7 separate regions of the Homo sapiens genome follow, and all the other regions are linked to region 7. A link is a loop called in an ENCODE intact Hi-C map of the cell type or tissue named here. Cell type or tissue: heart left ventricle. All regions are shown on one strand.

What was found. Hi-C counts contacts between places; a loop is a spot of excess contacts. Peaks named below come from ENCODE experiments on the same cell type or tissue, not always from the same donor. Only the 100,000 strongest peaks of a DNase experiment are listed, where the experiment ranks them.
Region 1: a loop joins it to region 7, with 5 times the contacts of the local background. A loop is called at or near these places in 11 of 110 quality-filtered maps.
Region 2: it touches region 7 in a loop (2.8-fold over the local background); 18 of 110 quality-filtered maps call a loop at or near these places.
Region 3: it touches region 7 in a loop (4-fold over the local background); 30 of 110 quality-filtered maps call a loop at or near these places.
Region 4: a loop joins it to region 7, with 4 times the contacts of the local background. A loop is called at or near these places in 30 of 110 quality-filtered maps.
Region 5: a loop joins it to region 7, with 2.6 times the contacts of the local background. A loop is called at or near these places in 22 of 110 quality-filtered maps.
Region 6: it touches region 7 in a loop (11-fold over the local background); 93 of 110 quality-filtered maps call a loop at or near these places.

What each region holds. Positions count from the first base shown.
Region 1 is chr5:148,177,696-148,181,695 of GRCh38, forward strand. No RefSeq gene overlaps it. Among named protein-coding and RNA genes, the nearest start is that of SPINK14, 11 kb to the left of the region's middle. In heart left ventricle, a CTCF peak has its summit at 1,734 (motif pointing right); no DNase peak of the experiment used is centred here.
Region 2 is chr5:149,001,640-149,005,639 of GRCh38, forward strand. It overlaps SH3TC2 (SH3 domain and tetratricopeptide repeats 2), which reads right to left. Exons shown (of 17, transcript NM_024577.4): 17 at 1-3,263. The coding sequence ends at 3,072. Among named protein-coding and RNA genes, the nearest start is that of MIR584, 59 kb to the right of the region's middle. In heart left ventricle, a CTCF peak has its summit at 1,579 (motif pointing left); a DNase peak (open chromatin) is centred at 3,102; H3K27ac peaks cover 479 bases.
Region 3 is chr5:148,824,950-148,828,949 of GRCh38, forward strand. ADRB2 (adrenoceptor beta 2) reads left to right here and starts at 1,662. Exons shown (of 1, transcript NM_000024.6): 1 at 1,662-3,674. The coding sequence starts at 1,883. The coding sequence ends at 3,124. RefSeq lists enhancers at 961-1,120, 1,977-2,562 and silencers at 1,391-1,700, 1,791-1,930. In heart left ventricle, no CTCF peak of the experiment used is centred here; a DNase peak (open chromatin) is centred at 1,552; H3K4me3 peaks cover 3,414 bases; H3K27ac peaks cover 3,095 bases.
Region 4 is chr5:148,807,301-148,811,300 of GRCh38, forward strand. No RefSeq gene overlaps it. Among named protein-coding and RNA genes, the nearest start is that of ADRB2, 17 kb to the right of the region's middle. RefSeq lists a silencer at 1,773-1,852 and enhancers at 2,143-2,192, 2,243-2,292. In heart left ventricle, no CTCF peak of the experiment used is centred here; a DNase peak (open chromatin) is centred at 2,001; H3K4me3 peaks cover 780 bases.
Region 5 is chr5:149,060,645-149,064,644 of GRCh38, forward strand. It overlaps SH3TC2 (SH3 domain and tetratricopeptide repeats 2), which reads right to left and starts at 2,418. Exons shown (of 17, transcript NM_024577.4): 1 at 2,327-2,418. The coding sequence starts at 2,378. MIR584 (microRNA 584) reads right to left here and starts at 1,765; the gene lies at 1,669-1,765. It overlaps SH3TC2-DT (SH3TC2 divergent transcript), which reads left to right and starts at 2,673. Exons shown (of 3, transcript NR_122044.1): 1 at 2,673-3,030; 2 at 3,606-3,714. RefSeq lists a silencer at 2,382-2,676. In heart left ventricle, a CTCF peak has its summit at 2,071; DNase peaks (open chromatin) are centred at 2,037 and 2,517; H3K27ac peaks cover 3,915 bases.
Region 6 is chr5:148,731,937-148,735,936 of GRCh38, forward strand. No RefSeq gene overlaps it. Among named protein-coding and RNA genes, the nearest start is that of HTR4, 79 kb to the left of the region's middle. In heart left ventricle, a CTCF peak has its summit at 1,837 (motif pointing right); a DNase peak (open chromatin) is centred at 1,855.
Region 7 is chr5:149,113,235-149,117,234 of GRCh38, forward strand. It overlaps the pseudogene RN7SKP145. Among named protein-coding and RNA genes, the nearest start is that of ABLIM3, 26 kb to the right of the region's middle. In heart left ventricle, a CTCF peak has its summit at 1,643 (motif pointing left); a DNase peak (open chromatin) is centred at 1,677; H3K27ac peaks cover 309 bases.

The DNA of each region.
Region 1 (4,000 bases), 940 kb before region 7:
ATATACACATATATATATATATATACACACACACACACACACACATATATATATACACATATATATTCCATTTAATGACTTTGGACATGCGCATACAACCTTGAAACCATCGTCACAATCAAGGCAGTAGACATATCTGTCACCTCTAAAAATTTTCCTGTGACTCTTTGTTTTTGTTAATGCTGCTGTTGTTGTTGTTGTTGTAAGAAAAATTAATGAGATCTACCCTCAATAAATTTTGAAGTGCACAACACCGTATTGTTAACTATGGGCACTATGTTGTATAGTAGATCTTCAGAACTTATTCTTACATAATCAAAATTTTAAAACCATGAACAACAACTCCCCATTTCTCCCTCCCCCCAGTCCCTGGAAACTATTATTTTATTCTCTGCTTCCATGAATTTGACTATTTTATTTTTATTTTATTTTATTTGTTTTACTTTAAGTTCTGGGATACACATGCAGAATGTGCAGGTTTGTTACATAGGCATACATGTGTCATGGTGGTTTGCTGCACCTATCAACCCATCATCTAGATTTTAAGACCTGCATGCATTAGGTGTTTGTCCTAATGCTCTCCCTCCCCTTGCCTCTCATCCCACAACCACCCCAGTGTGTGTTGTTCCTCTCCCCATGTCCATATGTTCTCATTGTTCAACTCCCACTTATGAGTGAGAACATACGGTGCTTGACTTTCTGTTTCTGTGTTAGTTTGCTGAAGATGATGGCTTCCAGCTTCATCCACTTCCCTTCAAATGGCATGATCGAATTCATTTTTATGGCTGCATAGTATTCCATGGTATATGTACCACATTTTCTTTATCCAGTCTATCACTGATGGGCATTTGGGTTCGTTCCATGACTTTGCTATTGTAAATAGTGCTGCAGTAAACATACATGTGCATGTGTCTTTATAGTAGAATGATTTATAGTCCTTTGGGTGTATACCCAGTAATGGGATTGCTGGGTCAAAGGGTATTTCTGGTTCTAGATCCTTGAGGAATCACCATACCATCTTTCACAATGGTTGAACTAATTTACATTCCCACCAACATTGTAAGAGTTTCTATTTCTCCACTGCTTCACCAGCATCTATTGTTTCTTGACTTTTTAATAATCACCATTCTGACTGGCATGAGATGGTGTTTCCTTGTGGTTTAGAATTGCATTTCTCTAATGATCAGTGCTTATGAGCATTTTTCATGTTTGTTGGCCTCATAAATATCTTCTTTGTGAAGCAGACACTGGACATCTTAATTTCACTGGCTCTTGTGGAATCTTGAAAGTCAATCTATCTAATATGGATCCTATGCTTTTCTAAATTTGCTTTACACATGTTTTGATGTAATGAAAATTAATGCTATCACTCTCTCTAAGCCCTTTTTCACTCAAACTCAATTTTAATATACTATAAATATATATTCCTTATATCAGCTTACATATTGATCAAACTCATGAACATTTATTTAATTCAAGTCATCTTGTTTTAATGTTATTTTACTATTCATCTTAACTGTTATCTCAGGTTCCATTCTATTCTTCTGACCATAATTTTCCATTTAAATATTATCTGTTAAAAATCACTATCCTTGGTTAATTATAATAGAAACAAACATCTTAGTATGACATACAAGACACTTTATTTCATCTGTGAAAGACACTCTCGAAGCCCAAGTTGAACTATAATGAACTCTTGTAGGACTTGTAGCAAACCCTATTTGCCCATAAGGTGGCAGTAAAGCATTGCTCTTTAGACCAACAACTTTGACAATACTTTTGGCCAACTTGTCATATAACAATATGATTTTGGGGAAATTGCTAGATCTCTATGAGCTGCAGATTTCTTATCATCTAACATGGTAATATCCTTCTCCCCAGGAAGATGAAAGCTCCTAACATACTCAGCCTTGACGTTTATTCAGGTGTCACATTGGATGAGAGTATTGGGAAATGTTTCTAACTAATGGAATATTTGTAACTAACGAATGGACTAAATATTACTCTTCTAATCCTATGGAGTTTTTTTCTTTCTGATTAGCTTATTTTTACCCTGAGAAAGTTAATTCAGAGAGACAGACTTGTGTAAACTGTTTTCCATGTATTTTCCAAGCAAAAATTTGGAATGAGTTAGATATGGGCCCTATGTAGGCTTCCAGAAAGTCATTGTTATTTAAAATAACAATGAAAACAACATGACAAATCTAAGCCACAGTTAATTTTCTTTAATATAAAATTCATTGATTTATTTTTATTATTATTTTCAACAAATCATAATTGTGTACACTTACGGGGTGTAATGTGATGTTTTGTTATATGTATACAAAGTGGAATGATTAAATCCATCTAATTCACATATCCATCACTTCACTTATTTTTTGTGGTGTGACATTGCAAATTTACTTTCTTAGCTATTTTTAAATAGGCAACATGTTTTTATTAACTATAGTCATCCTTCTGTGCAGTAGATTTTATAAGCCTATTATTTTGTGTAACTGAAACTTCGTACAATTTGATAAACACCTCCTCATTCCTTCCTCCCCACCCCCACTTCTAGCTTCTGGTAACCAGCATACCATTCTCTACTTCTACTTCTATGAACTTGATCTCTTTTAACATTCTGCATTTAAGTGTGAGTATGTGGTGAAAGTGGGCATCTCTGTCCTATTCCATATCTCAGAGGAGAAGCTTTCAGCTTTTCACCATTAAGTATGATGTTAGCTGTGGGCTTGGCATATATGCCATAACTGTGTTTAGGTACATTTCTTCTATGCTAACTGTATTTAGGTACAGTTTTTTTCTTTGCCTGGCTTATTTCACTTTACATAATGTTCTCCAATTCTGTACATATTGCTGCAAATGACAGAGTTTCTTTCTTTTTAAAAGATGAATAGTATTCCATTGTATATCACACTTGGAAATATATCACATTTTCTTCATCCATTCATTTGTTGATGGACATATAGATTGTTTACATATTTTTTCTATTGCAGACAATGCTGTAATGAATACAGCATGCAGATACCTCTTCCACGTGTTGACTTGAATTCCTTTGGGTATATACCCAGAGTGGGATTGCTGGATCATATAGTAGTTCCATTTTTAGTTTTTTGAGGAACCTCCATCCTGTTTTCCATAATGACTGTACTAATTTACATTCCCAATAAGAGTGTACAAAGGTTCTGTTTTCTTCACTTCCTTGCCAGCACTTCTTATCTTTCATTGTTATAATAGCCATTCTAACAGGTGTGAAGTCATATCTTATTCTGGTTTTAATTTGCATTTCCCTAATTATTAGTGATGTAGAGCATTTAAAAATAAACATGTTTGCAATTTGTATGCCTTCTTTTGAGAAATGTCTGTTCAGGTCCTTTGCCAATTTTTAATTAGATTATTTGTTTTCTTGCTATTTAGTTGCTTGAATTCCTTATGTATTTTGGAATACTAAACCTTTGTTAGATGCATGGTTTGTGAATATTTTTTTTCCCCACTCTGTGGGTTGTCTCTTTACTCTATTTTTTCCTTGGCTGTGCAGAAATTTTCAGATTTGATGCAATCTCGTTTGTATTAATACTTTTGCTTTTGTTGCCTTTGTTTAGAGTTCAGATAAAAAAAATCATTGCTCATACCAATGTTATAAAGCTCTTCCCCTGTTTCCTTCTAGTTTTACGGTTTCAAGACTTACATATAAATCTTTAATTCATTTTGAGTTCATTTTTATATATAGTATGAGATAAGAAACCAATTTTATTTTTCATCAGGCAAATATTCCATTTTCCCAGCACCATTTATTGAAGAGACTCTCCTTTTCCTTTCTCCATTGTATGTTTTTAAATTTTATTTCAAAAATCAATTAGATAAAAATGTGTGGGTTTATTTTTGATCTGTCTATTCTGTTCCATTGGTTGATGTATCTGTTTTTATGCCAGTTCCATGCTGTCTTTATAGCATGGTGCTGGCATAAAATAGCTTTATAATATATCTTGAAGTCAGGTAGTAT
Region 2 (4,000 bases), 110 kb before region 7:
ATATAGAATGTAGTAATTGCAATTATATAGCACAATGTTTTTCTTATTTTAAAAAAATAGTCTTACCCTTGTCTTTGGAAACATGCTAAACATTTTTATAACTGACCTGGTTATGGGTAAATTCATCAGATTTATAGGTAAATCAAAGTGCACAGAATTGGGAAATTTTAGCTAAAATTTCCAAGGAGATGTAACATGGATAGAAACAACGCTCTTCACGTATGTGTGTGTATGTGTATGCATATGCAAATGCATGTGCATATTTGCAGCAATTGAGAAAGATCTGTCCAAACAGAAGTTCAAGTCAGAAGACACAGAAGTTTCAACTGATTATAAAGCTCAATGGAAGCCAAGGACAGATGTGGCTGCTGGGGAGAGGAAGAATCAAATTAAGTATAGTAACATCCCTCTGTACTCTTCACCCACCGGCCAATATCAAAAGCCTCATGCAGTTGTGGGAACTGCTCTTTCAGAGAAACAGAAACAAATCTGGCCAGAGGAGAGTGAGTGGTCAGTGGGAAAAGGGAGGGGATCTGTAACCTGAGTCAGATGGGGAATGGCCAGTGGCATGGTTTCCAGGGCTGTGTGAGCCTTCTTCAAATACACGATATGTAACTGTTCTGGAATGTGTGTGCCCCTGACTGTCTCCCAGGAATGTTGTTGAAAGGACTATGCACGGGAGATTAGACTGAATAGCCTCAACCGCAACGTCCCTCCCAGCTTGGGGCTTTTACAGCTTGTGGTGGGGGCAAAACCACATCTATTCTCCATGGTAGTAGATTAGATAACTTTACTAATTAGACAACTGGAAGCTTCTCCTTCCTGGAGAATACTCTCTAGAGTAGACAGCCTTTTGACAACCAACCACATCTCTAAGAGAAAATGTGTGCCAATTAGTAGACAACCTTGATGACTAGAAGATGCAATGGCGGCTCAACTCACCACTCCCATCTCACCCTTTCATACAACCAATCATCTGGTCAGCCCAAGAAGCTAGAAATTAAGGGCAGATGGTCTGATAATAAAAGCTAAGCTGATGGGCATCAGATGCAGGGAATTATGGCTGGTATCCTTGTGGTTCACAGAAAAGGAGCAAGGGTGAACCACCTGCATCAGGCTTGCTTGAGTTGCTTTCTAAAAATGCATGTTCCTGGGATACATCCCAGATCTACTGAATCAGAATTATTAGAGATAGAAACCAAGAAGTTCATGTTCCACAACCTCACCAGGTAATAGTTATGCACACTATCTGAGGGCTCTTGCCCTGCAGTGGTGCTTCCCATACTTTAGGGTGCATTAAAATCACCAGGAAAGCTTGGACGAGTCAGCGTTCTGGGATCCAGAGATTCTGATTCAGAGATCATAGGTGGGGCCACAGATTTTCATTTCAAACAATCTCACAGGTGATGCTGATGCTGCTGGTTAGTGGACCATATTTTCAGTTTGCTGAAATTAGAGAATTCCCAATTTCATTATCAAAGAACTCAGATACTGTGGTAGGTCACTTCTGAAATGATCCCCAATGATTCCTCACCATCTGGTATTCAAGCTGTTGGTAAACACTCCCCTCTTGTGGGAGCTAGACCTAGTGACTCATTTATTATGAATTGAATAGGCAAGACTAAGGAGATGTCACTTCTGTGATCAGGTTATAGAAAGAGTCACTCCCTTTTCTCCTGCTCACTCTGGTTCTTGCTCCTCTTGTTTGCTCCCTCTAGTGAAGCATGGTGCCATGTTGTGACTGCCCTGTGGAGAGGCCCACGTGGCAAGTGGCTGCAGGAAGCCTCTGGCCAACAGCTAGCAAAAAACTGACTCCTAACAACAGCTGTGTGGGTGAGCTTGGAAGCCCATCCTTCTCTAGTTGAAGTTGAGATAACTGCAGCCCCAGCTGATTGCAGCCTGTGAACCACCCTAAGCTGGTGGGCTCAGCTAAGTCATGCTTGGATTCCTGCCCTTCAGAAACCATGAGATTATAAGTGTTTTAGGCCACTCAGTGTGCTATGCAGTGATGTTATTAATAGAGATGCTTTGTAAAGCAGCTGCCCTGAAATCAATAAGATGCCTTGTAGTTGGGTATGGCACATGCCTGTAGTTCCAGCTACTCAGGAGGTTGACACTGGAGGATCACTTGAGCCCCGGAGTCTGAGGTCGCAGGAAGCCCTGACTGTACCACTGAACTCCAGCCTGGGCAACAGAGGAGAAACTGTCTCAAAAAAAAAAAAAAAAAAAAAAGACATGTATTGGTATTCTCTCCCATCCATCAAGTCCTCCATCTCATCTGCCCCCATTGTGGATGAGACAAAATGTGTGTGTAAATGTAACTGGACAATATTTAATCATATACACTATTTACATGTAATTTATGTCATAATTTTCTTAACATTCAATTTCCAAGCCTTTGCTCTTGGAAAGCTTCCCTGGAGCTTCTGGGAGGTTATGTGGGAGCACAGCCTTATGGCAGGAGGAAGATGGTGAATCCAAGTCAGGTTTCGTGCAATCCATCTGGCCATTCTGAGGCTGTGTCTTTTGAGCTAAGATCCTGGTGAATTCTCTCCTGTCAATCCCTGTGAGCATGAGGAGTGATACATACTTTGGTTCTGAAGAAAGAAATGGAAAAAACTACAGGTTCCTCTGCTGGCAAGGGGAAGGGGTCTTTCCCTGAGAAAATCGGTGAAGAGCACAAATTCCAATCTGCTTGCCTTTGCACCAGTGCAGTGACTGATTTCCTCATTGGGGGAGGAAGGAAGGCTCCTGGAGGGCAAGATCCCTCATCTTCTCCAGAATTATGTATGGAGAAAGTGCTTTTCAGAGGCTGTTTGTGTGGAAGGCAACAGTCAACCGGTAAAGGCTCCAGATGCAAAGCCTGGAACCAGGAATTCTCATCGCTGCACCATCAAATCTTTCTGTGGCCTGCAATGAGCCCTTCTCCTCCTGGACTTCATTCTTCTTCTTGTGAAATGAGGGGGCTAGGCCAGGTAAGGACTCGGACCCTCCCAATGAGTATTTAAGAGCCTAGGGCAGTGGGGTCAGAGTCTGGCCATGCCAAATGTCCAGAGACAGGACAGCTTTCCTCAGAGGGCCAGGCCACCACCACTCAGCCACCGCGCCCTCTCTGAGGAGCACCCGGAGGGCCTGCTGTGCCACAGGGGGCTCTGGCAGATGTTGTCCAGCCTGCTCCTAATGGTGTCCTGAAGCTCCTCATCACCCAGCAGGACCGCTGCTGCCAGGGCCAGAAGGAAGTACTCAGTGGCATCATGGGCATCCTAACCCCGTGGTATGGGGGCAAAGAAGAGACAGCATTAGCAAACACTTCCAGGACAGGCTAGGAGGCTGTGCTGGCCACTCTAGTTTTTTTTGTTTGTTTGTTTGTTTGTTTGTTTGCCCAACATCCAATCCCCATCTCCTGAGTCCTTAGGGAGCCCCTCTCTCCCTCCACTGTGGTCCTTGGGACATTGCTAATCACAGTGCCCTGCACTCCAGGCACAGAGGTGGTCCCTTACTGAGGCTCAGCCAATCATGAAACATCATTGCCCTGGGCACAGTGCTTCAGGGATGTGTACATGACCCAAACTTGGCCTACATCTGCCACTCCCTGGGACTTTCCACTGTGTCTCAATAAGGAAAATAGTCCCTCTGAAGTGGCAGGTTCAGAGGTGGACTTGAACCTGCCAGTAGCTAGAAGGGGAAAAGGCCAAGAAACAAAGCAAAGTAGAAACATACAGAGTCAAGGAATACAATGAGAGGTGGGGAAATCCCTGATGATGATTGAGAAACAGGATCCAGAGCTATCTGCAGTTAAATTTGTAGCTCAGCCTTCACATTCTTTGAGCCAGTAAGTTGCCTTTTTTGCTTAAGGAAGTTTGAACTGAGTTTTTCCCTTTACAATCCGTGGAGTTCTTGGTTGACATGATCAGATCACACACTTTGTCCCTGAACCACTTACTGGGAGCTATGGGGCAGAGGCAAGATGGCTAGAGGGTGCTTCACTACCCCCGGCCCT
Region 3 (4,000 bases), 290 kb before region 7:
GTACGTTTAGTTACACTTCATGAAATACTTTCAGTTTTTCAAAGACACCACTAATACATGGGAAATCAAACCCTGAAAATTAATTTCACTTTAGCAGTAAAGTCACATGCCAGATGGAAAGGATAGTATTTCATGAACAAAGATCTTACTTTTGAGATTTGGTCTTACTTTTTTCTTTTTCTTAAGGGAGAATTATCTTGTGTTTTTTGTTTTGTTTTGTTTTGAGATGGAGTCTTGTTCTGTCACCCAGGCTGGAGCGCAGTGACGTGATCTCGGCTCACTGCAACCTTCACCTCCCGGGTTCAAGAGATTCTCCTGTCTCAGCCTCCCGAGTAGCTGGGACTACAGGTACGTGCCACCACACCTGGCTAATTTTTGTATTTTTAGTAGAGACAAGAGTTACACCATATTGGCCAGGATCTTTTGCTTTCTATAGCTTCAAAATGTTCTTAATGTTAAGACATTCTTAATACTCTGAACCATATGAATTTGCCATTTTGGTAAGTCACAGACGCCAGATGGTGGCAATTTCACATGGCACAACCCGAAAGATTAACAAACTATCCAGCAGATGAAAGGATTTTTTTTAGTTTCATTGGGTTTACTGAAGAAATTGTTTGAATTCTCATTGCATCTCCAGTTCAACAGATAATGAGTGAGTGATGCCACACTCTCAAGAGTTAAAAACAAAACAACAAAAAAATTAAAACAAAAGCACACAACTTTCTCTCTCTGTCCCAAAATACATACTTGCATACCCCCGCTCCAGATAAAATCCAAAGGGTAAAACTGTCTTCATGCCTGCAAATTCCTAAGGAGGGCACCTAAAGTACTTGACAGCGAGTGTGCTGAGGAAATCAGCAGCTGTTGAAGTCACCTCCTGTGCTCTTGCCAAATGTTTGAAAGGGAATACACTGGGTTACCGGGTGTATGTTGGGAGGGGAGCATTATCAGTGCTCGGGTGAGGCAAGTTCGGAGTACCCAGATGGAGACATCCGTGTCTGTGTCGCTCTGGATGCCTCCAAGCCAGCGTGTGTTTACTTTCTGTGTGTGTCACCATGTCTTTGTGCTTCTGGGTGCTTCTGTGTTTGTTTCTGGCCGCGTTTCTGTGTTGGACAGGGGTGACTTTGTGCCGGATGGCTTCTGTGTGAGAGCGCGCGCGAGTGTGCATGTCGGTGAGCTGGGAGGGTGTGTCTCAGTGTCTATGGCTGTGGTTCGGTATAAGTCTGAGCATGTCTGCCAGGGTGTATTTGTGCCTGTATGTGCGTGCCTCGGTGGGCACTCTCGTTTCCTTCCGAATGTGGGGCAGTGCCGGTGTGCTGCCCTCTGCCTTGAGACCTCAAGCCGCGCAGGCGCCCAGGGCAGGCAGGTAGCGGCCACAGAAGAGCCAAAAGCTCCCGGGTTGGCTGGTAAGGACACCACCTCCAGCTTTAGCCCTCTGGGGCCAGCCAGGGTAGCCGGGAAGCAGTGGTGGCCCGCCCTCCAGGGAGCAGTTGGGCCCCGCCCGGGCCAGCCCCAGGAGAAGGAGGGCGAGGGGAGGGGAGGGAAAGGGGAGGAGTGCCTCGCCCCTTCGCGGCTGCCGGCGTGCCATTGGCCGAAAGTTCCCGTACGTCACGGCGAGGGCAGTTCCCCTAAAGTCCTGTGCACATAACGGGCAGAACGCACTGCGAAGCGGCTTCTTCAGAGCACGGGCTGGAACTGGCAGGCACCGCGAGCCCCTAGCACCCGACAAGCTGAGTGTGCAGGACGAGTCCCCACCACACCCACACCACAGCCGCTGAATGAGGCTTCCAGGCGTCCGCTCGCGGCCCGCAGAGCCCCGCCGTGGGTCCGCCCGCTGAGGCGCCCCCAGCCAGTGCGCTCACCTGCCAGACTGCGCGCCATGGGGCAACCCGGGAACGGCAGCGCCTTCTTGCTGGCACCCAATGGAAGCCATGCGCCGGACCACGACGTCACGCAGGAAAGGGACGAGGTGTGGGTGGTGGGCATGGGCATCGTCATGTCTCTCATCGTCCTGGCCATCGTGTTTGGCAATGTGCTGGTCATCACAGCCATTGCCAAGTTCGAGCGTCTGCAGACGGTCACCAACTACTTCATCACTTCACTGGCCTGTGCTGATCTGGTCATGGGCCTGGCAGTGGTGCCCTTTGGGGCCGCCCATATTCTTATGAAAATGTGGACTTTTGGCAACTTCTGGTGCGAGTTTTGGACTTCCATTGATGTGCTGTGCGTCACGGCCAGCATTGAGACCCTGTGCGTGATCGCAGTGGATCGCTACTTTGCCATTACTTCACCTTTCAAGTACCAGAGCCTGCTGACCAAGAATAAGGCCCGGGTGATCATTCTGATGGTGTGGATTGTGTCAGGCCTTACCTCCTTCTTGCCCATTCAGATGCACTGGTACCGGGCCACCCACCAGGAAGCCATCAACTGCTATGCCAATGAGACCTGCTGTGACTTCTTCACGAACCAAGCCTATGCCATTGCCTCTTCCATCGTGTCCTTCTACGTTCCCCTGGTGATCATGGTCTTCGTCTACTCCAGGGTCTTTCAGGAGGCCAAAAGGCAGCTCCAGAAGATTGACAAATCTGAGGGCCGCTTCCATGTCCAGAACCTTAGCCAGGTGGAGCAGGATGGGCGGACGGGGCATGGACTCCGCAGATCTTCCAAGTTCTGCTTGAAGGAGCACAAAGCCCTCAAGACGTTAGGCATCATCATGGGCACTTTCACCCTCTGCTGGCTGCCCTTCTTCATCGTTAACATTGTGCATGTGATCCAGGATAACCTCATCCGTAAGGAAGTTTACATCCTCCTAAATTGGATAGGCTATGTCAATTCTGGTTTCAATCCCCTTATCTACTGCCGGAGCCCAGATTTCAGGATTGCCTTCCAGGAGCTTCTGTGCCTGCGCAGGTCTTCTTTGAAGGCCTATGGGAATGGCTACTCCAGCAACGGCAACACAGGGGAGCAGAGTGGATATCACGTGGAACAGGAGAAAGAAAATAAACTGCTGTGTGAAGACCTCCCAGGCACGGAAGACTTTGTGGGCCATCAAGGTACTGTGCCTAGCGATAACATTGATTCACAAGGGAGGAATTGTAGTACAAATGACTCACTGCTGTAAAGCAGTTTTTCTACTTTTAAAGACCCCCCCCCCCAACAGAACACTAAACAGACTATTTAACTTGAGGGTAATAAACTTAGAATAAAATTGTAAAATTGTATAGAGATATGCAGAAGGAAGGGCATCCTTCTGCCTTTTTTATTTTTTTAAGCTGTAAAAAGAGAGAAAACTTATTTGAGTGATTATTTGTTATTTGTACAGTTCAGTTCCTCTTTGCATGGAATTTGTAAGTTTATGTCTAAAGAGCTTTAGTCCTAGAGGACCTGAGTCTGCTATATTTTCATGACTTTTCCATGTATCTACCTCACTATTCAAGTATTAGGGGTAATATATTGCTGCTGGTAATTTGTATCTGAAGGAGATTTTCCTTCCTACACCCTTGGACTTGAGGATTTTGAGTATCTCGGACCTTTCAGCTGTGAACATGGACTCTTCCCCCACTCCTCTTATTTGCTCACACGGGGTATTTTAGGCAGGGATTTGAGGAGCAGCTTCAGTTGTTTTCCCGAGCAAAGTCTAAAGTTTACAGTAAATAAATTGTTTGACCATGCCTTCATTGCACCTGTTTCTCCAAAACCCCTTGACTGGAGTGCTGTTGCCTCCCCCACTGGAAACCGCAGGTAACTACTTGTAATTACTGCCCATGACTTAATGTAGAATGATACAAGAATGACATGCACAGATTGCTTAACCCTTTCATTTGCCTTTGAGTCTGCTGCTGCAAAGCTGCATCTCTCCTGACACTTGTGCCCCAAATCAGTTCTGCCTGCTCTTAGTATAGCTCAACTCTCCCTATGGTTATTGTTCTGTGTTGTTACCTCAGAAACACTGACTCACAGAAGCGGAGTTAAGGGGATATGTTTTTTTCTCTCCACG
Region 4 (4,000 bases), 310 kb before region 7:
GGCAGAAGTTGCCAGTCCCCTAAAAGCCTAGCTCCATAACTGGCAGCCTCACTTTCACTGAATTCACTGGACGTAGCAGTCACAGGTCAGACCACATTCGAGGAGGTGGAAGAATAAACTCCACTTCTTGATGGGGCAATGGCATGTGCATGAAGGATACAAGGAATCCAGGATGGTTATCTTGGAGACAAGCCTTTATACAATCCCCATTCTACAGATGAAGGGACCAAGGTTAATAGACACACTTTCCCAAGATCATACAGTCAGCAGCAAGTGGCAGAATTGGGATGCAAATCCAGGTCTATCTGACTTCAAAACATCCTGTCTTTAGTTACTGTCATGTTCCTTTCACAGGATAGGATGGGGCCATGAGAAAAGTCCTCAGCTGTGAGTCCTGGGTTCTGATCCCTGCACTGCCTCCAATTTGCATGTGACAATTATAAGCCACTTCCCACCTGTGGGCCTCAGGCTTCTCATCTGTGCAGGGAGAATTGGACTCCTGGGTCTTGCATGGCAGTCCCAGCTTTAGGATTCTGGGGTTTTGAGGGTCTGTGCTGCATCCTCAGGGCTTGTTGGTCACTGACCTGCTGCTTCACTCAGCATGTCAGCCGAGTGAAGCATATCAGCATGTCAGAGCCCTCCAAGGGGCAGTAGCCTCTGTTCTTCCTCTTTCCCTTCCCTCTTAGCAACACTCTGCTTTGCTCCCGTGGCTGCTCTGTTTACCCAGTCTCTCCTCCATTTTCCAGTAACCAGTAAGAAGTACTTTAGGTCTCTCCTCCTCAACAGGCTCCCCTGAGTGGCTGATTTTAATCTTGACTCTGAACTTCACAGAGGCTGAGACCAACATCTTTTTATGAGTCAGTGCATATCAGTATTTGCTGAGCTTTGCAAATAATTGGCAGCTCAAGAGTGAATTGAAGGATCATTCATATAAGCAATTGCATGTTCTTGTTTTGTTCAAACCAACAAACTATACACACAACTGCAGACCGTTGAGGACAGCAATTGTGTCTGAATTACTCACCATTGTATCAACAGCACCTTGCAAAGTGACTGACCCAGAAGAGGTAATCAAATTGTTACACTTTTTGGTTGCATTGGCAAAATTTATTTAAATCCCTGACATTTGAATCTTTAAATATTAGTTTTACGGTTCAATTCACCCGCGAAAATATTTGAGTGCAATTTTCCTCTTTTGTCTATTCTATTATAGTTACTGATAATTTTTCTCCTTATTGGTTTTTGCAAGTCTAATATTGTTTTTCCCTAGGAATATCCCCTTTTCCACTTAAGCCACTGAAATTTAAACTTCCCTTCAGGCCTTTTCCTTTTCTTTTCTGGCTCAGCTAAAAGGTAAAATAAATCAGTAACAGAGATTGAGAGTCAGAAACCATATATTCTAGACCTGTTTCTCCTACTACCTCTGTGATATTTCTCAAATTCTTTCCTCACTAAGGACCTGTTTCCCTGTTTGTATTAAGAAAGGGTTGGTATGTCAGTGGATATTTTTCAGCAATGGAAGATTTGCACAAATACAAATTTACGCAGAAGCAGGATACAGAAAGCAGCCAGAAGTGGAGCAGCACCAGCCGGGGTGGGGACCAAGACCTCCCACCCTCCTTGGTGTCTGTCTGCCTTTGAGGTCCCTCTGCCAAAGTGGCGCTCTGCTGAGCAAAGTAATCCCTCAGGGCACTCCAACTCTGAGACAGAATGATTTATAGCCCTGTTAATCCACCAGGCTGTCAAAAACGGCCACATCAGCAGACATACACAGAGACATGCAGTCACATACACTCAGGACAAAAAATAAGCCCCAGAAACTGCTTGAGCAAGCTCAGGCTTTTCTCTAGCACCTTCCTCATTTGTTCAAGTTTTTGCCATCTTTATTTTCATTTCCTGGTTTCTTCTCACATCCTTCCTCTTTTCCCCTCCAAGTTACTAAAAATTCTAACAATTTCTACTTTTACTTCTTTGCTGTTATCTGCGGCACATCGTTGCCCCACCCCCACTCTTGGTCGCTATAGTCACAGATTTATTATTGAGTTTGTTAACTTTTGCTTCTCAATTTCTCCACCCAAAAAAAGAGGAGATGAAGGAAAGGACTCTTGTGGCCATGACACTATATTCAAGAAATCTGTGGAGCATTAGTTTTGATTTTCGGTTTTGTTTTTACTGAATTGCACTTTTTAATAGTAGTCATAGTAAAAACTCAAACAAAACAGGTGAGTACCAAAATGAAAGTAAAAGTATACTGTCGGGGCCGCTCCACAGGTCCCATGCCCCAGTCCCTAGTCCCCTATGTTATATATACGTTGTTAATTGCTTCTACTTTCCAAAATATGTTTGTGAATATAAACACGTGTTACTTATACTAAAAGGCGATATTTTACGTAGTTTTGTTTCAACCTTTCTTACTTCATATCTGGGAGATCTTTATGTACCAGCATATATATCTAGTTCATTCTTTGAACTACAGCATAAAATGTCATTGTACATTAGACTAATTTATTGAATTTATATACACATATTCCTATGGTGAGCATTTATGTTGGATAGATGCCACATACAACTGTTTGTTTACACAAATGGAGACATGCTACTCACACTTGTACAATTCACTTTTTTACTTCTTGATGTATTTTAAATATTGCTTCAGATCAGCTGGCACAGAGCCACCTTTCTAAAAAAATAATAGACTTCCAGCCTGAGCAATATGGTGAAACCCCATCTCTACAAAAAATACAAAATTAGCTGGATGCAGTGGTCCCAGCTACTCAGGAGGCTGAGGTGGAAGGATCACTTTAGCCGGGAGGCAAAGGTTGCAGTGAGTCAAGATCTCACCACTGCACTCCAGCCTGGTGACAGAGTGAGACCCTGTCTCAAATAATAATAATATTAGACTTTATTTTTTAAAGCAGAGGTTCACAGTAAAACTGAGTAGAAAATACAGAGATTTTCCTTACACTCACTGCCCTCACACACACACACCCACACACACACAGCCTTCCCTACTAGCAACATCCCACACCAAAGAGGTATATTTGTTACAATCGACGAACCTATACAGTCAAATCATAATCATCCAAACTCCACAGTTTATGTTAAGGTTCATTCTTGATGTACATGCCAAGGGTTTTGACAAATGTAGAGTGACATATCTTACATCTAACATTATGGTATCCTACAGAATAGTTTCACTGCCCTAAAAATAGTTTCACTGCTCTTCTGTGATCCATGTACTCATCCCTCCCTCTCCCCAGGCCCAGGTCCATACAGTAAAAACAGGATGGGGCCATGAGAAAAGTCCTCAGTATGGATACAGTAAAAACATCCTGTTTTTACTGTATCCATAGTTTTGCCCCTTCCAGAATATCATATATAGTCATGTGCCAATTAGTGACTGGGATACATTCTGGGAAATGCATCATTAGTCGATTTCATCATTTTGCCAACATCATAGAGTGTACTTATACAAACCTAGATGACAGAGCCTACTGCACACCTAGGCTGTATGCTATAGCCTATTGCTCCTAGGCTATAAACCTGTACAGCTTGTTACTGTCCTGAATACTGTAGGCAACTGCAACACAATGGTAAGAATTTGTGTAGCTAAACATAGAAAAGGTACAGTAAAAATATGGTATAAAATATAACAAATGGTACACATTTTAGGGCACTTTCCGTCAATGGCAATTGCAGGAGTGGAAGTTGCTCTGGGTGAGACGATGAGGAAGTGGTTAGTGAATGTAAAGACCCAGGACATTACTGTACACTAGTATAGACAGTATAAATACTGTTTGCTTATGCTATGCTGAATTTATAAATAAAATAATTTTTCTCTCTTCAACAATAAGCTTAGATTATTGTAACTATTTTACTTTAAAAACAATTTCTCTTAACTTTTTTATTCTTTTGTAGTAACACAGCTTGAAACACAAATACAGAGGAAGATAATTTTTTTCTCTCCTTATATCCTTATTCTATAAACTTTTACCTATAT
Region 5 (4,000 bases), 53 kb before region 7:
CAGGAAACATAAGTACAGACTTCTCCAGACCAGTAAGGAATTAGGAGGAAGTGATGTAGGAGTGGCCCATATTAACTAACGATAAAACAGCCTGTAGTTACTGAAGGGTTATCAAAAGCCAGACCTTGTGCTAAGTCCATGAGAGGAATTATTAAATTTAATCCTCACAAAAGTTCCATGGGATAAGTACCACCATTAGATACAGTTTACAGCCAGGAAAACTGAGGTTCAAAAAACATGAGGGACTTGCCCAAGGTCACACAACTATTAAGTTGCTCCAGGATGGGTCTCATACTTTGTTCCTTTTCTCTAGGATAAATAGGGGAATCTGGAATGGGAATATCCAGATCGACTGGACTTGGACCTACAACACCAATATCAACCTCGCTAGGGAAAGGCCCTGACACATACAGGGAATAATATGGGGGAATGGCATGAAAAGTCTCGAGGGAGATACATAGCAGGCTAACTCTTGGTGAAAAGGTGAATGCGGGGTGCCAGCCAGTAATCAATGGCAAAAAGAAGGTGAAAGAATAAAGTAATTGAATGATAGTGTTATTATGATTTTGACCTTTTTCAATATTTTGTTTGTTTGTTTGTTTGTTTTCAGCTGCGTAACTCTGTTCTACAGGAAATCTTTGGCTGAAGGACGATGTCAACTAGAAGCAGAGCCGCTCTAGGTAGGAATGAGGGAACATGAGCAGAGCTCTCTGAGGCACCTCTACACAGCAGTTTACAACCCTAAAATTGTATATATGATTAAATGGAGGCCCAGGGAGAGCGCGAGTTATACTGGGGTCATCAAAATGGAATTAACAATGGTGAATTTTATTGTGCTCAACTAACTGTGCACCAGACTGTTTCACCATTTCACATGTAGACTTAATCTCCACCACAGCTCTATGAAGAAGACATAATCATGTCATAAAAGCTACAGATAAGGAAACTGAAACACAGAGAAGTTAAATAAGTTGTCGAGGCAAGTAAAAGAACCAAGATAAAATCCAGACACTTTGGCCTCAAAGACCAAGTGAGTAGCCAAGATGACAACTGCATAACTAGAGCTAGAGGAAGTCAGATCTAGAACCCCGATCTCCGACCAGTGGTCCTGCACGTCTCCCTCCATGCTGTTTCTACTCTCATGGGGCACAATGACAATAGGACTTAGGGGGAGGGACTGAAAAGTGTTTACATCTGAGAAATCTGGAGAAGCGAAATTGTTCATAGCTAAAGTCGTGCCTTTTGTGCCAAGGGCATCATTTGGGGGGACACTCCCTGCTGTAGGTGCCAAGGTGCCTAGATCAAGACTTCAAGCAGAGGAAGCAGAATATGGTTGTTTTGGGTTCACTTTAATGACCTCAAGTGCCTTCTACAAGCCCAAGTCATAAGACTAAAGAAGAAAGTTGTCTGTCAGAGAGTAGAAAGCCCTCAGCTAGGGGATGCTCCTTAGCTCCTTCTCTCAGGAACCATGGTGGAGCTCCAGGAAGACACAGAGTTCTAACAAGGGTTAGGAATGATTCCTTGGAGCAATGTTCCCCTATCTCCCAAGCAAGCCTCCCCCCACCAATCTAACCCCACATTTCCCCAAAGCCACCACTCATCCTGATAAACACCACACAAGAGAACACAGGGCCCTACCTTGATTCTCCTCTGAAAAAAAGCAAGAAGGTTGCTTCAGGGAGACCAACCAGCCTGGTTGGCCTGGAACTGACATATCCCAGCAAATTCCTCAGTCCCAGGCAAACCATAATGGCTGGTCACCCTAAGTCACTCTCCCATGAGTTGACAATTTCTTAGAGCAACAACTCTCCATTGCCTCAACTTGATGCACACACTCACACATGCACTCACACACAAATCACTCTGTAATAGGTGGAGGCAGGAAACTGCCTGTTTTTCTCCAGTAACAGCAACCCTGACAAAAATAGGCTTGAATGACTAAGGCCAAGTTTATGGCCACCCATAGGCCACAGAGGAACTCACTGCCTGAACTTTCTTCCTGTCCTGGGGGGATCTCGGGAAGAAAGGAAGGAAGGGCTTAGTCACACCCTGGGAGTGGCAGCCAGGAGCAGTGCTGCTCAGCTCCTGACAGAGTAAACTCAAAGGCTCTTTCTTCAGGAAAAAATAGATGCTTCCAGGCTTTGCTCCCTTTTTACAGAGCCAGCATGACAAACACTTACCCAGGGAGGAAGGAGAGGCAGCCAGAAAGCACAATCATCTCCCCATCTTTGGGAGAAAAGTTTCTCCAACCCAGCAGGTCCCTGAGCCTCTACTGGACCATCCACTTTGGCCAAGCCACAGGCCAAGGGCCCCCTGGGAAACTCACCTGGGCCCCGGGTCAGACTCCGCTCCCTGGGGATGCAGAAGCAGCCACCCATGTGTGTACCATCCTACCCTGGCCGAGGCCCTTGGGAACACAGGCCAGAAGAGTGCTGCAAGGGACAGCCTCCCAACGGTGTCCCTCCTCCCGCCTCCTCCCTGGCACACGAGGGACCGAGGCCTGCTCAATGCACAATGCAGCCTTTGATATCCCGGCTACAGCAGGAGGCCCAGGGAGGGTGGGAGGGGCAGCCCAGCCCAGCCTGCAGGCCCACAGCTCCTGCACTGTCAGGCCTGGGGAACAGGGCTCCTCCCTGCCTCTCAGCAGATCGCTTCATGCCTATCAGCCTGCAGCACATTCCTCGCATTCTAGGATTGAGATACACAGTTTGGTTCTTGTGAGGGCAGCCAGGGCTGGGGAGGAGGGCAGAGAACATCCCAGAGATCAAGACTGCTCTTCTTGCTCCCTCCCCGACTGACTTGGCCCACACTGACTGGCCTGCCACCCCTTTACAGTGATCTCCACCCAGTCTCTCTCTGCAAAGGCCTCCCTTGGCTCTCTGATAAAGTTGGAGCTGTGGGTGCAGCATTTCACTTGGACCTAGCAGCATCAATGAGCCAGCTCCTCACTGGGGAACATGCAAACCCCCAGCTGCTGGTGTGCAGGAAAAGAATCCAGGAGATCACCTGATGAAGCCCAGCATTTTACAGGTGAGGGGATGGAGAACCAAATACATCAAAGGATGGGGAGAGGTTGGTCAATAGGTAAAAGGTTAGAGTTACATAGGAGGAGTAAGTTCTAGTGTTCTATTGCACAGTAGGGGGACTACAGTTAATAACGTATTGTATATTTCAACATAGAAGAGAGGATTTTGAATGTTCTCACCACAAAAAAACAATGATGTTTGAGATGATGGATATGATAATTACCTTGATTTGTTCATTACACAATACATAGATATATTGAAACATCACATTCTAGCCCATAAATGTGTAGAATTATTATGTGTCAATTAAAAATAAAACTAAAAGAAAAAATACAGCAAGTCTACAGGTATGCAAGCAAAACTGGTCCCACAAGACTAACCTCTTTCCTGTTTCAGATAGGCAGTGGAGCAGGGGAATCCAGTTGACACTGTGGCTAAATTTCAGAAAACCTCCCATGAGATCTTGCAAAGGAGATGGAGAAAATATGGCTGAATGCCAGCAAGGTAGGACGGAAGCATGACTGCTCTAACAACCAAGCTCAAAGAGCACTGCTCACCCAATGTTTCCTTCATGACTAGAGCAAAGTGGTGAAAGGACCCTGGTGAGAGGCCCAAAGAACAGGAGGTGTGAGCCAAGAGAAGGTCCTGCCAGGCCTATGTTGCAGGCTATTTGGAGGCTGAACTTGAGGTCAGTATCACCAGCATTTTTAGGACGGCAGTGGCCTGATCAAGTTTATATTCTGAGAGGAGCACTTGGGTGACCAGGTGAAGAATGGCCTAGGGGTCAGTCCCACCAGAGATCAGGAGTATCCACCTCACACACCAGCCTAGCCCCAGAGGACAGGGTCTTGAGCCTGTCTCTGAAGCACTGCTCCCGTCTCCATCCTGACTCATCCTGAGACACAGTTACTGAATGTTTACTGTGGGCCAGGCTCTCACTGTACATTATTCTATTCAAATCCCATAACAGCCCC
Region 6 (4,000 bases), 380 kb before region 7:
GAAGAAGACATTGTGGAGCTAAGAAAAATTGAAAAACAAAACAATGAGTTATAAATGTAATAAGTTATAAATTGCAAAGGAGAGAAAAATGTAGCTGCAAATGTCATGGAGAGATGGCTGGGGACAGTCATAGAAAATGCAGGATGAAAAGACAAAGCAATTAAAATAAAGGTAGATACAGAGAGAAAAAATTATCCAACGTGAAGACAACTGACATCCTTAGAGTACAAGGAAAGAAAAAAGAGAATTCAAAGATATAACCTAAAAAGTTTTCTGAAAAGAAGAACGGTATTAATGGATAAAAAAGAGGACAATTATGTCAAGAGAAATTGATACAGAATGGTCTAAATTGGGAAATTTCCTGGTTAAACTGTTAAGTGTTAAGAATCCAGAAAAAAATTTGACATTTAGGCAGAAAACGGCAAGTCAGCCCCTATAGGGGGAAAAAGTCAAGTGGTTTCAAGGCTTTGCCATGGCAACTCCAGTACCAAGGGACATGGAGTAATGACCACCAACTTCTGAGAGAAACAACATGATTCAAAAATATTGTACCAAGCTAGGGTGTCACCAAGCATGGAGATAAAGGGCAGATATTTTTTGACACGCAAGAGCTCGGGAAATATAATACTCATGAACTCTTTTTGAAACAAAACCAAACTACACACAACTGGCAAGTAATCCCATCGAACAAGAGATGAAAAATAATAAAGAACTCGAGTGAAAAAGCTGTGATGAAAAGAACTCATGTGGAACACCATGTTTATTTAATTTCACAGCTAAGGCTAATCCTGTGTGGCCTTGAAGGTAGTATAAGGGAATGTATCATTAAGTCCTAACAAAGTGAAAATAATATAAGCAAAACCTGGAAAAGAGTGAGATGAAAGGAAGAGTAAACAGTAATTATCTTATCTTTTGTAACAGGGGTCAGCAAATGACAGCCTGTGGGCCAAATGTGGCCCACTTCCTGTTTTTGTAAATAAACATTTATTGAAACACAACTACATTCATTCATTTACGTATTGTCTCTGGCTGCTTTCACGCTGTAATAGCAGAGCTGAACAGTTGTGACCAAGTTCTTTTAGCCCACAAAGCCTAAAATATTTACTACCTGACCCTTTGCAGGAAACATTTGCCGAGAGAGAAAAGCTCATTAAGAATATGAATTCCGTAAAACAATACCTCTAAGATAAATTATAAAATAAAGAAGATGAAAGAAGGCATTGCAGAGCTAAGAAAAATGGAAAAACGAAACAATGAGTTATGTTTTGTAACACTATTTTACAACACTGAGACAATCTATAATAACTAAAATTGAAATGTGTGGCTCAAAAAATGAGTCCGTTTTTAAAAATGCTTCAGTAATGTCTTTAACTTTAGAGGGATCTCTACTGAGGACGTTTTTATCCAACAGGATGTGTACATATACAGGCACAGAGAGATGTCTAAAGTAATATTCATCAAAAGTACTTGTTACTCCCACATGGTAAAATATGGAGTAATGTGTTGCTTTTGTGTTGGTGTAGTGTCTGATTTTTTTGTAATGAGCATGTATAATTCTTTAGAAAACAGTAAGAGTAATTCAAGTGATTAATTACTCTTAAAAATAAAAAGGCCAGTCGATTTCATCTTCAACCCAGCTTTCCTAAGAACAGTCAACCTGTTATTTGGGAGCTTCCTCAGGCCCCCTTCTCTTCACCTCAAAATTTTGGTATGAATTTTGGAAATGTGATTGGAGGATTCCTGTATATTCCATAATTAAGCGTCGGGGAGTTTTCTTTCTTCATTTCCTAGATTTGCCATCAATGTGGATTAAGAATTACTTGGAACAGCAGAGGGCGCCCTGCTCCATGTTTATAGGAATGTAATGTAAGTACCTGACCAGTACTGCCGTTTGGAACTTGTGTGAATGAAAGCCAGTAAGTGATCGCCTGTAGGACTCAGTTTCCCCATCTCCCACACCTTTCTTCTGCCAACCCATCCCCCACACTGCAGAACAGATCATGCCGCCCTTCTGACAGCAACCCTTCTGTGACTTCCCTTTGCACTCAGAATAAATTCTCAACTCCTTAACTAAGGCAGAAGAGGCCCCCACACGATCCCGCTCCTGCCATCTCACTCCATGCTCCACATTACACTTGATACCTCCACTACGCTGGCATTTAGTCAGTGTCTAGACCATATTGAGCTCTTTCCCATCTCTGGGCCTTTGCATTTGCTGTTTCCTCTGCTGAGCAATTTCCTCTCCCGAGCTCTTTGCATTTTTAAGGAATCTTTCTCAATGTTTGTCACCTCCTCAGAGAGGCCCTCCGTGATGACCCTACCAAAAATCTCACCCACTTTATTTTCTATCACAGCACTATTTATATTATCTTACTTCTACTTCTCACAGTCTGTGATTGTTTTATTTGTTACTATGTTTTGTCTGTCTCTCCCACTAGAACCTAACTTCCACAAGAGCAGGAAGCTGCCTGTTTTCTTCATTGTTACATCTTCAGCATCAAGCGCTTAGTAAGTACTCATAAATATTTGTTGAATGAATGAATAGACTTGCAAGATGTGTGTCCTGGCTGCTCTCTCAAGGCTACTATAAAAAGAAAAAGTGAGAAAGTTCTTGTGGTGGGTCAAATTGTATTTCTCTCTAAATTTATGTGCTGCAGACCTAACCCCCAGTACTTCAGAATATGATTGTATTTGGAGATGGGGCCTTTAATGTGGCACTTAAGGTAAAATGAGGTCATATTGGTGCACCCTAATCCAATTTAACTGGTGTTTTTATAAGAAGAGCAAATGCAGACACACAGAGAGACACCAGGGGTGCACAAGCACAGAGAAAAGACCACATGAGGCTGCTGACTTCAAGCCAAGGAAATAATTCTCAAAAAAGCCAAACCTGCCCACACCTTGCTCTTGACTTCCAGCCCCCACAGCTGTGTGAAAATAAATTTCTGTTGTTTAAGCCACCCACTCTGTGGTACTTTGTTATGGCAGCCCAAGCAAACTAATACACACCTTTATAAATCAAATAGTAGTAAGCAAAAGTGACAACTTAATATTTGAAAGAGCAATGATTAGGCATTAATGGTGGATTGAAATGGCAAGTTATGTTACAGCTATTCCATTGACGGAACAGAACTTGAGAAGGTAAATACTGAAGCTGGAGAGGCAGGGATGACTACATATTTTGCAGAGTACAGGGCAAAATCAAAATGTGGAGTTCCTTGTTCAAAAGGCAGGAAAAAAGTGCTGTTAAAGATACAAAATATAAAACTTTCTCTTTATTCCATGGCTTCTTTCTCCACTCATCATAGTGTTTTTACTTTGCTATTTATGTAGCTCTAAGAACAATTTAAAATTATCAGCATCAATTTTACCACTTGTCTTTATATTGTAGAATATTAGTTTTAAAATATAACATTTAAATATTAGTTTAAATGTCACAGCATTTAGCTTGATGTAGAAGCACTGAAATTACATTTTCTGTATCTGGTAGCTCACACATGCATAGGTATTGCCTCCTCATCAGAACTGTGGAAATGCTGCCAAGAAAAACAAACTCAACTGTGTTTATTTTACTTCTTGACATGTGCATATTCTACCAACACTATCTTCAGCTTACTGGCGAGGAAGGAAGGAGTAAAATGAGAAGACACTATAGGCCATCCACATTTCCCTTTCCTTCTGTGTCACCATTTTCAGCCTCAGTGGGTGGCTAACACAGGGAAGTAACATGAGTAAGAAAGGATATGAAAGGGATCCTTGGTCATTTGTGTTTCTCAGAATGCCACTGAACAGAAAGCATGGCCCCTGGGGGCTGTCAGTGTCCCCATTTACCCAGTAGATGTAACACACTCTGTATTCGCTGTGATTCTCACTGCACTCCATGTGTCCTGGGTACAGTTGACTTCTCTGTCCAGGGCATCCTAAATGTTATATGTGAGTGGGGAGGCAAGGAATGGCAGTGGACCCATAGATTACACGTGTTTCCTCTGATCCCATGCAT
Region 7 (4,000 bases):
TTTTGTACTGCTTACAATGTGTTTGTGCATTCAGCTAGGTGTTATTACAAAAGAATCAAGAAGTTTTAAAAAATTAAAGATTATAAAGTTAAGAAGCTATAGTAAGCTAAAGTTAATTAATTATTGAAGGAAGAATTTTTTTTATATAAATTTAGTGTAGCCTAACTGTACAGTGTTGATCTCAGCTCACTGCAACCTCCGCCTTCTGGGTTCAAGCAATTCTCCTGCCTCAGCCTCCCGAGTAGCTGAAATTGCAGGCGTCCACCACCATGCCCGGCTAATTTTTTCTGCAGTAGTATACAGTAATGTTCTAAGCCTTCATATTCACTAACTCACCCAGAGCAACTTCCATTCCTGCAATATCTATTCATGGTAAATGCTCTATACAAATGTACCATTTTTTATCTTTTATACTGTATTTTTGCTGTACCTTTTCTATGTTTAGACAAATAAATACCATTGTGTTACAATTGCCTACAGTATTCAGGAAAGTAACATGTTGTATAGGATTGTAGCTTAGGAGCATTAGGCAATATTATACTCTAGGTATGCAGTAGGCTATACCACCTAGGTTTGCGAAAGTACACTCTATGATGTTCACACAACAAGAAAATCATCTAATGACTCGTTTCTCAAGAATGAATCCAGAGTTAAGCAATGCATGACTATAGTTCAAAGTAGTTCATAGTTAAAACAGATACAAATCAAATAAGGAAATTGAACACCAAGAGAAAAAAAACAACAGATGCAACTGATCAGTGAACCAGCACTGCAAGAATGAGAAATTAAAAAACTATGAATGAAAGAGATAGAATAAGCATGTTAAAAGGTAGACTTCATAGTAAGTGTTCTTATCACAACTTTTTTTAAAAAGGGAGAAAAAACACAGACTAAACTGCAAAGAAATGACTATTAAACTGACAGCAAAATTCTAATAAAATTAGAAACAAAAAGAAAATGGAATTATACAGACAGCACAAGTAAATGGTATTGGGCAACAATTTGTATAAACTTTTAAATGTACAAAGCCATACTGTTAAATATTTATGAACATGTACAGATTTAATAAGAGCATCAGAATATGGACAGGAGAAAGACCACTTACATCAGAAGAGAGAATGCCTCTAGGGTGGAAGGAAGGGGAATGTGATTAAGGAGGGCTATAAAGGAGACCTCAACTGTATCTGAAACCTGCTATTTCCTTTAAATAAGTACACACACTCACACGCACATACACAGAGACACACAAACACATTTGGATACAAAATATTCTTAAATGTCAATATGAAAAAGCAAGTCCTGTCACCTTCACAGATGTAAGATTCCCATAGCCACCTTGGCCAAGCTCAGTAACATATCTACTTCATTAGAATGTCTGCTCAATGCTTCTAAGACTTGTTTTCAACTGCTATTGCTGTAGAATTAGTTACTGAGGCTGGAATCTCCTTACTTTCATGACAAGCAGGCTGGTTTCCCATGTGTGGATCAGAAGTCAGCTTCCTGATGCGATTTCACTCTCAATATACTGCCTGTCTGGCCAGTAGAAGCTTCTAGGGGTAAATATCAGCACAGGGAGAGAACAGCAAAGGCTGAATTTCTTCTCAGAACCCTGACACCAAAGGAACATAGATGAAGAGTGACACCCAGTGGCCAGACAGAAGGCAGAGTGCAGAGACTTCAGCTCCTTGGCTGCTTGCTTGTGTGGAGCTGGGTCATTCCTCTGAGCTCAAAATCCAGCCTTCGGTTGCTGTGATTCAAGGAGCTCCGATATCTGGATAGTGCTTTGGGGGATATGCAAGGAGCCAGTTCCCCTCTTCTCCTTGTGCCACCCGTCCCTGTTTTCTGGCTCATTTCCCCCTTCTGTACCAATTGTGCAATCTCTGGTGCATTGGGTCCCACAGCTGACCAGGCACAGGAGAATGTTGTAGTCCACCTCACACAGCACAGAGGACGCTGTTCTTCAGTGTGAGAGGACCCCTTAAAACTAAGCAAGTGAAATGTGATGAATGAATTAATTCAGTAGTGCTGACTTACTGTCATTTGAGGTAAATTAGCGTGAGGTCCAGAAGTCCAAATATAAGTTATGAAAATGACAGCTGTCTCCAATATCCTGTTAAAACTGCCTCTCAAGATCACCACCCACAACAATGCAATGGCACAAACAACAATAAGAACAAGTGCCTGTGAATCATACACACACACACTGTGCCAGGCACCATTCTGAGGGCTTTGTGTGTATTATTAACTCATTTAAACTCATGACAAGTGCTAACATTCTACGCATTTTACAGATGAGAAAACTGAGGCATGGAGAGATAAATGTATGTGTCCAAAGTCACAGAGCTGGTAAGCCAGTGGAAGCACCAGCTGCACTCACATGGTCACGAATGCTTTTTGGGCAGCCTTACTCCAGAACTCTGTAAGCCATTTAGCTACTGTGCTTCTGGATGACCTCCTAATGGCTGGCCCTGAAGGTCTTTCCTCAGTTGGCCCTGCTGTGCCTCTCTGAGGACAGCAGCAGTGTCAGCCCCCATCTCCCCCGTGGCTTATTTCTTCCTCTCTGTGGCTCCTCTGTCTCCTCTCTGCATTCTCTCTTCCTTCACTCTGTAAATGGAGGCATCCTCCATGGTTCTTCCTCCTTCCTGTTTTCCATTATCTTTGTTCTCTCTCTCTTGCACTGGAACCTCTCACCAGAACTCATCGGATTTAATGTCAGGATTTAAAATCACCAGGGCATTTAACCAAAGCTCACTGGATTTGATGTCAGGATTCTGAGGTTCCAGAGGGAAGGCCTTGGGTTCAGCCTCTTCACCCCTGGGGTCCTCATTTCCCCCTGCGGTAACATGATGGGGTGGTTCAGAGCAATGTTCTCACCTTGGCTGCCCACCAGCCCCACCTCGGGAGCTTTTATCATTATTGCTGTCCTGGCCTCACAGGCCATTTAGATGACAGCCTCTGATTGTGGAATTTCTATTTCTTCCTTTAATTTTCTCAATTGCTTCTTTGTATATTTTGAGAGCTTGTTTGGAGGTCCTATCAGCACAGCTACTGGTATACCCTTGACCCAAGACTGGTCCTTCTCTATTGGGGATGGTCATCCTCTACTACCAAGCACACAGCTCCGGGAGGGATGCATGTGGAGTGGTGAGGGAGGAAGAGGACACCCACCTAGCCAGCCAGATCAGCCAAATCAACCCTGAAGATCAATGGGGTGACGGATGTTGCAGCCAGCTTGCCCTCACATCTTCTTGTATATTTTGAACGTCTATTATTCAGCACACGCCTTCATGATTATATGTCTTTTGGGGTATTAATATAGCCACTTTAAACTTCTTGTGCTCTGCAGTTTACATGATATATCTTTTTCAATCCATTTGCTTTTAACCTCTCTTTATACTTAAATTATAACTTCTGAATAGTATATAATTGAATCTTACTTTTTAAAAATAAATTCTGATAGACTGTCCATTTTAATTAGAGTGCTGTTTCACACTCTTCTGGCCTCCATGATTTCTGATGAGAAGTCAGAGATCTTTGGAATTGATATTCTATTTAATGTAATGTGTCTTTTTCTCTGGCTTTTTCAATATTTTCTCTTTACCTTTAGATTTCAACACTTTGACTATGATGTGACAAGGTGCACTCTTCTTCTCATTTATCCTAAGTTATGGTTTATTGAGATTCTTAAGAATTTGTACCTTTCAAAAAAATATCTCCTGGGCACGGTGGCTCACGCCTGTAATCCCAGCATTTTGAGAGACTGAGGCGGGCGGATCACCTGAGGTCAGGAGTTCAAGACCGGCCTGGCCAACATGGTGAAACTCCATCTCTACTAAAAATACAAAAATTCGCTGGGTGTAGAGGCAGGCACCTGTAATCCCAGCTACTTTGGGAGGCTGAGGCTAGAGAATCGCTTGAACCCGGGAGTCACAGGTTGCAGTGAGCCGAAATCATGCCATTGTACTCCAGCCTGGGAAACAAGAGTGAAACTCCGTCTCAA